Regions from separate parts of the Homo sapiens genome. Here region 2 is linked to region 1. Evidence: read pairs that join two places in POLR2A ChIA-PET (ENCODE). Cell type or tissue: Panc1. All regions are shown on one strand. Links, peaks and the distances in the headings refer to the core of each region. The heading gives the core; the rest is flanking DNA. Region 1 holds the start of KIRREL2 (kirre like nephrin family adhesion molecule 2). Region 2 overlaps ARHGAP33 (Rho GTPase activating protein 33).

Region 1 (2,894 bases), core at 1-2,500:
CCAGCAAAGGCCTGAACCACCAGTCCCTTATAACCCTGTAAGTCCAACCCCCACTCCCAACCCCACTCCCCCATTTAGGGACACGGAGTCTGAGCCTAAGAACAGTGGAGAATCTGAATGTGGACCCTCCAGTTCTTACAGGTCCAGGAATGTCAGATCAGGGTCCCAGCCCCCCAGCCCTCCTTCAGGCTGCTCGGGGTCCCTCCCACCTGCTCGGCCAGCTGCGCAGCGTGGGAACGCCCCAGCTGGGCTGCATGGAGCCGTCAGGACAAGCTGCGCGGTTCCCAGCCTCCCTGCCTGCCCCGGCCCGGCACCGCCGCCTCCCAGCCGTCGCCGGGCAACCAGGCCGAGGGGCCCGGCCGGCCGAGTGGGGAGAGGGGTTGGGCTGGGACTGCGGGGTCCTGGGAAAGGAGGGGCCGAGGGCCTGGATTCCTGGGTCTTAGGACGTGCTGTAGTTTGCAGCAATAACAAGGGAACAGAGGGATATTTTGAGGAGGGGTTTTGAGGCTGGGGGAGTCGAGGTAGGGGTCCCAACTGTCCCCCAGGTATCGGTGTGCCCTCTTCCCGACACGCAGGCCCGGGGGAGCCCCGGACCCCGCATCCCCCAGGGCGCGGAAACTGGCGAGGCCCCAGGAGCTCCCATTTATAGCTCAGTTTCCACTGAGCGCAGTCCCTCTAGGACCTGGGCTGAGCAAGTTTCTTCCACTCTCTCCCTTCCCTCCTCCTCACCCCTTGCCTGCCCCTCAACCCCGGCAGGGCGCAGGTGTCCAACCCAGCCGGGACCCCCTCCCTCCTCGAACCCAGGTGTTCCGGCTCCCAGACCCCAATTGAGCTGGGGGCGCCCACCCGCCGGGGGATCCCGCCCTGCGTCCCCCATTCATCCGCGTCTCAGCCGCGGGAGTTTCTCAACGGGAAGAGGGCGGAGCTCCCGGGGGGCGGACCCGGGCGGGGCGAGCGGGATCGGGCCCTCTTGGGGTCTCCCAGAGACCCAGGCCGCGGAACTGGCAGGCGTTTCAGAGCGTCAGAGGCTGCGGATGAGCAGACTTGGAGGACTCCAGGCCAGAGACTAGGCTGGGCGAAGAGTCGAGCGTGAAGGGGGCTCCGGGCCAGGGTGACAGGAGGCGTGCTTGAGAGGAAGAAGTTGACGGGAAGGCCAGTGCGACGGCAAATCTCGTGAACCTTGGGGGACGAATGCTCAGGATGCGGGTCCCCGCCCTCCTCGTCCTCCTCTTCTGCTTCAGAGGGAGAGCAGGTACCGCACGAGGGGAGCGGAGGAATATGGGGTGGGGGTGGGGAGTTGCTTGCGGGCTGCCTCTTCACTAGCGAGAAGGGAGCTGGGGGCTGGGACTCCTGGGTCCTGAATGAGGAGGCCCCTGAAGGTGCTAAGCTCAGCCCTGCTGCCCCGAACTCTCCTAGGCCCGTCGCCCCATTTCCTGCAACAGCCAGAGGACCTGGTGGTGCTGCTGGGGGAGGAAGCCCGGCTGCCGTGTGCTCTGGGCGCCTACTGGGGGCTAGTTCAGTGGACTAAGAGTGGGCTGGCCCTAGGGGGCCAAAGGGACCTACCAGGTAAGAGTGTTCTCTCCACGCTGGGACGGGCTGGCTAGGGGGAGAGTTGCTGGGCTCGGCTGTACCTGCAGTTTCTATTTTGACATTTTCAAGTTTGGGAAATTGATGGGCTCGGGTAAACATTTAGGAGTCCTGATTTTTGAGCTGCTTCTTTGGGGGTGACCCACGGAGTTTGGGAATTATTATGTTATTGCAAAATAGTACATAGGCCAGGTGCAGTGGCTCACGCCTGTAATCCCAACGCTTTGGGAGGTTGAGGCCAGAGGATCGCTTGAAACCAGGAGTTTGAGACCAGCCTGGGCAACATAACAAGACCTTATCTCTACACAAATGTATATATATATTTTAAACAAATTAGCCGGGTATGGTGGTGTGCATCTATAGTCCCAGTTACTCAGGAGGCTTAGGTGGTAGGATTGCTTGAGCCTAGGAGTTCAAGGCTGCAGTGAGCCATGATCAAGCCACTGCACTTCAGGCAATGGTGAGACCCTGTCTCAAAAAAAAAAAAAAAAGAGAACATAAATGCAAAAAAGTACAGTAAATATAAATGGAAGATTTACCAAATAAAATAGACACACACAGCCAATACCCAAGTCCATTGCTAGCTCCCCAGAAGACCCCGTGTTCCTTTCCCCTATCATAGCCCCCTCCCCCTCACTCCAGAAGTAGTATCTAACCTAATTTTTATGGCAATCATTTTCTTGCTTTCCTTCCTGACTTTATTACCCCTAAGTTTGCAGTGACTCTGGGTTGGGAGGGAGTTAGAGTCTCTCTGGGCCCAGTACACACTTTTTAATAGTGTCTTACCACCAAATGTGTGGGCCAGTTTTCTGGTGGAGGATGTCTGGGGATGGAGGCCTGAGGCCAGGATTTCAGAACCATGGTGTGCTGACTGCCTTCTCCCTGACTCCAGGGTGGTCCCGGTACTGGATATCAGGGAATGCAGCCAATGGCCAGCATGACCTCCACATTAGGCCCGTGGAGCTAGAGGATGAAGCATCATATGAATGTCAGGCTACACAAGCAGGCCTCCGCTCCAGACCAGCCCAACTGCACGTGCTGGGTAAGGACCTCGCCCACTTGTCCCCTGGGAGCCCAAGAGGGCAGCCCGTACTAGCTGTGAGTAGCAGAGCCCAGGGAGCCCAGGGGCATGGTCAATTGGAGCTGAGAAGATCAGGATCCATCTCTGACCCCAAATCCACCTTGCAGTCCCCCCAGAAGCCCCCCAGGTGCTGGGCGGCCCCTCTGTGTCTCTGGTTGCTGGAGTTCCTGCGAACCTGACATGTCGGAGCCGTGGGGATGCCCGCCCTACCCCTGAATTGCTGTGG
Region 2 (2,894 bases), core at 237-2,736, 72 kb before region 1:
ATAAAGTGGGTGAGGAAGACTGCACTAAGAAGGCAATATTTGAGTCAAGACCTGCAGAGGATGAGGGAGGGCCCCAGGTGCGCACGTGGGGAGTGACAGGCTGAGGGAACGGCAGGTGCAGACATCTGGGCCTGGGCCGGTGCCTGGTGTGTTGGAGGAGCTGCAGGGAGGCCGGTGTGGCTGGAGCTGAGTGAGTGAGGGGCTGAGGGAGAGGAGATGATGAGGTCAGAGAGGTGACGGGGACCAGACAGAGGGGTGACTCACAGGTCATGGGTCACAGTGAGGACTTTGCTCTTGCCTGGAGCGAGGTGCAGCCAGGGCAGGGCTCTGAGCCAGGCGGGCCCTGATGGAACTCAGGTGGTCTCAGGCTCCCTCTGGCTGCAGGTGGGAGCATACTTTAGGGTGGGGACCGGAAGGAGGCTCTGGGATGTCCAGGCTGGGGGAGATGGAGGCTGGGCCAGATGGGGGGCAGTGGAGGGGGTGACAGATTGATTGTGGGAGTTAAAGAGGGGGGCTCAGGGCAACCCCAAGGTGTTTGGCCAGAGCCACAGGAAGAACCACACTGAGATGGGGAAGGCAGGAGGGGCGGGTCTGGGGGAAGGTTGAGAGCCCAGCGAGGCGTGATCAGTTTGAGGTCAGAGGTGTTGAATAGACAGTCACTGCCTCCCCTGGCTCCCCTCATTGCCCTGCCAGAACCTGCTGGCTGGGCTCAAGGCACCCAGCCTCCCTCCCGCTCCTCCCACCCAGGTCCATGGAGCTGGAGTCAGTGGGAATGGGTGGCGCGGCGGCGTTCCGGGAAGTTCGGGTGCAGTCGGTGGTGGTGGAGTTTCTGCTCACCCATGTGGACGTCCTGTTCAGCGACACCTTCACCTCCGCCGGCCTCGACCCTGCAGGTATGCCCTCCCACCCCCTGAGGTCCTGGCTACTGCCCACCACGATCAGGGCTGCAGGGGGAGGGCAGGTGGGCTCCCAGTCCCGTCCCCACCCCACTGAAGCTGGGCCTCCCTCCGGCTCCTTGAGGATCCCGCCCCGGCCTCTCCCTCCCCGCGCCCCCCTCCTTCTCATTTCAGCTCCTCCGCTCAGGATTCCCACCTCTTGGCCCGGACGCCGCTCTTCCTTCACCCCTTGTAGCTCCTGGGGGCGCTTGGGGCCATGGGTCCACCTGGGAGGAGGTGGGAGGTCCCCAGACTTGACCCCGCCCCGGCCCCACCCAGACTCCCCGCCCTGCCCCGGACCCCAGCCCAGTCAGGACTCAGCACGTCGGAGGGCCCTCTGGCCCGAGGTAACTGAAGCCAGAGCCGCTGCCCTCGCTGGCTGCCGGGAGCTGCCTCCTCATCAGCTCGTCCCGCCCCGCCCTCCTCCCACCTGCCTGCTGCCCGCCTGCTCCCGCCTGATCCGCCCCGGCCCCCTGCCTTGCCAGCCCGGGTGGGCATGCTGCGGGGCCGGGGCTTGGGCTGTGGCGCTTGGCTTTGCCTGTGGCCTTGGGCGGCCCCAGAGCTGACAGCTGCCCCCTTTCCACACTCCCCAGGCCGCTGCCTGCTCCCCAGGCCCAAGTCCCTTGCGGGCAGCTGCCCCTCCACCCGCCTGCTGACGCTGGAGGAAGCCCAGGCACGCACCCAGGGCCGGCTGGGGACGCCCACGGAGCCCACAACTCCCAAGGCCCCGGCCTCACCTGCGGAAAGGTGAGTGGGATGCTGGGGGTGGCGAGGGGCAGGTGGAGGCCTGGTTCCTCAGACGGCCTCCTGTTTCTCCCCCAAACCGCAGGAGGAAAGGGGAGAGAGGGGAGAAGCAGCGGAAGCCAGGGGGCAGCAGCTGGAAGACGTTCTTTGCACTGGGCCGGGGCCCCAGTGTCCCTCGAAAGAAGCCCCTGCCCTGGCTGGGGGGCACCCGTGCCCCACCGCAGCCTTCAGGTGAGAGGCTGAGCCATGGGCTGGTGGGCAGCGATGGTCGCTGGAGTGCCCTCCTACCTCTCCCTCTCCTGCAGGCAGCAGACCCGACACCGTCACACTGAGATCTGCCAAGAGCGAGGAGTCTCTGTCATCGCAGGCCAGCGGGGCTGGTGAGCAAGGCGGGCAATTGGGGGGCGCTACCTGTGCCCATGTGGAGCCGGGAGGAATTGGGGCCCTGGTTTGGCCTCCAAATTTTATACTTCACATTTGGGGGCCCTGGGGCTTTTGAAAAATTTAACCTGGCCTTTATGTACAATGAGTTGGATACAGTATCACCTTTGGTTCATCACACACTGAACTTAACTTACTCATTGGTCCATGACGGGCCCTTTAAAAGTCTTTATTATTCCTGTTGAACATTTTAAAATAATATCATGGACACCCATGAACCCAGCAGCCAGAACTAGAGCAGCCCCATTCCTTCTCCCCTTCGAGTTCCTCCCCACTGGAGGCATCCTCTCAATTTGCAGACTACCCTGCCCTTGCTTTCCAGGTCTGATCATACACAGGTGTGTGTGTAAGGATCATACTGCTCAGTTCTAGCCATTTTGGAAACTTGATTTAAAGGGCGTTGTAAGAAAGGGATGCCGCACTGTATGGGGAGCTTGGCTTTTTCTCCATCGCTACCTCACAGCCCGCCGCGCTGCTGGGTGCTGCTCTCCGACCTCTGCGGGGGGCTGCTTATCCACCCCACCCAGCCGTGCCTCTGGGGGCTCTTCTGAGCCACCGCGCCATCCTCACACTCCTGGGGTACTGCCCTCCCACATACCCAGGAGCCCAGGTGCTGTCCTGCTGGCTCAGCAGCTGTATGTGAATCTGTTGGTCTCGTGCTCACAGCCTGTGGGGCAGCCACAGGGCCTTCGTGCTTTGGGCCGGAAGTGTCCTCTTCATGGTCTCCACTGTCAATCTGAACAGCTCTTCCTGGCTTCACACTACTGTGGCCCT

What was found. Peaks named below come from ENCODE experiments on the same cell type or tissue, not always from the same donor. Only the 100,000 strongest peaks of a DNase experiment are listed, where the experiment ranks them.
Region 2: POLR2A ChIA-PET joins it to region 1 with 15 read pairs; 4 of 35 experiments call an interaction of 5 or more read pairs at or near these places.

Annotation. Positions count from the first base shown.
Region 1 is chr19:35,855,929-35,858,822 of GRCh38, forward strand. It overlaps KIRREL2 (kirre like nephrin family adhesion molecule 2), which reads left to right and starts at 983. Exons shown (of 15, transcript NM_199180.4): 1 at 983-1,252; 2 at 1,417-1,566; 3 at 2,480-2,629; 4 at 2,776-2,894. The coding sequence starts at 1,192. In Panc1, for the core only: no CTCF peak of the experiment used is centred there; no DNase peak of the experiment used is centred there; H3K4me3 peaks cover 1,854 bases; H3K27ac peaks cover 700 bases.
Region 2 is chr19:35,783,425-35,786,318 of GRCh38, forward strand. ARHGAP33 (Rho GTPase activating protein 33) reads left to right here. Exons shown (of 21, transcript NM_001366178.1): 16 at 748-893; 17 at 1,529-1,682; 18 at 1,765-1,910; 19 at 1,985-2,059. Among named protein-coding and RNA genes, the nearest start is that of ARHGAP33, 9.3 kb to the left of the region's middle. RefSeq lists an enhancer at 756-1,574. In Panc1, for the core only: no CTCF peak of the experiment used is centred there; no DNase peak of the experiment used is centred there.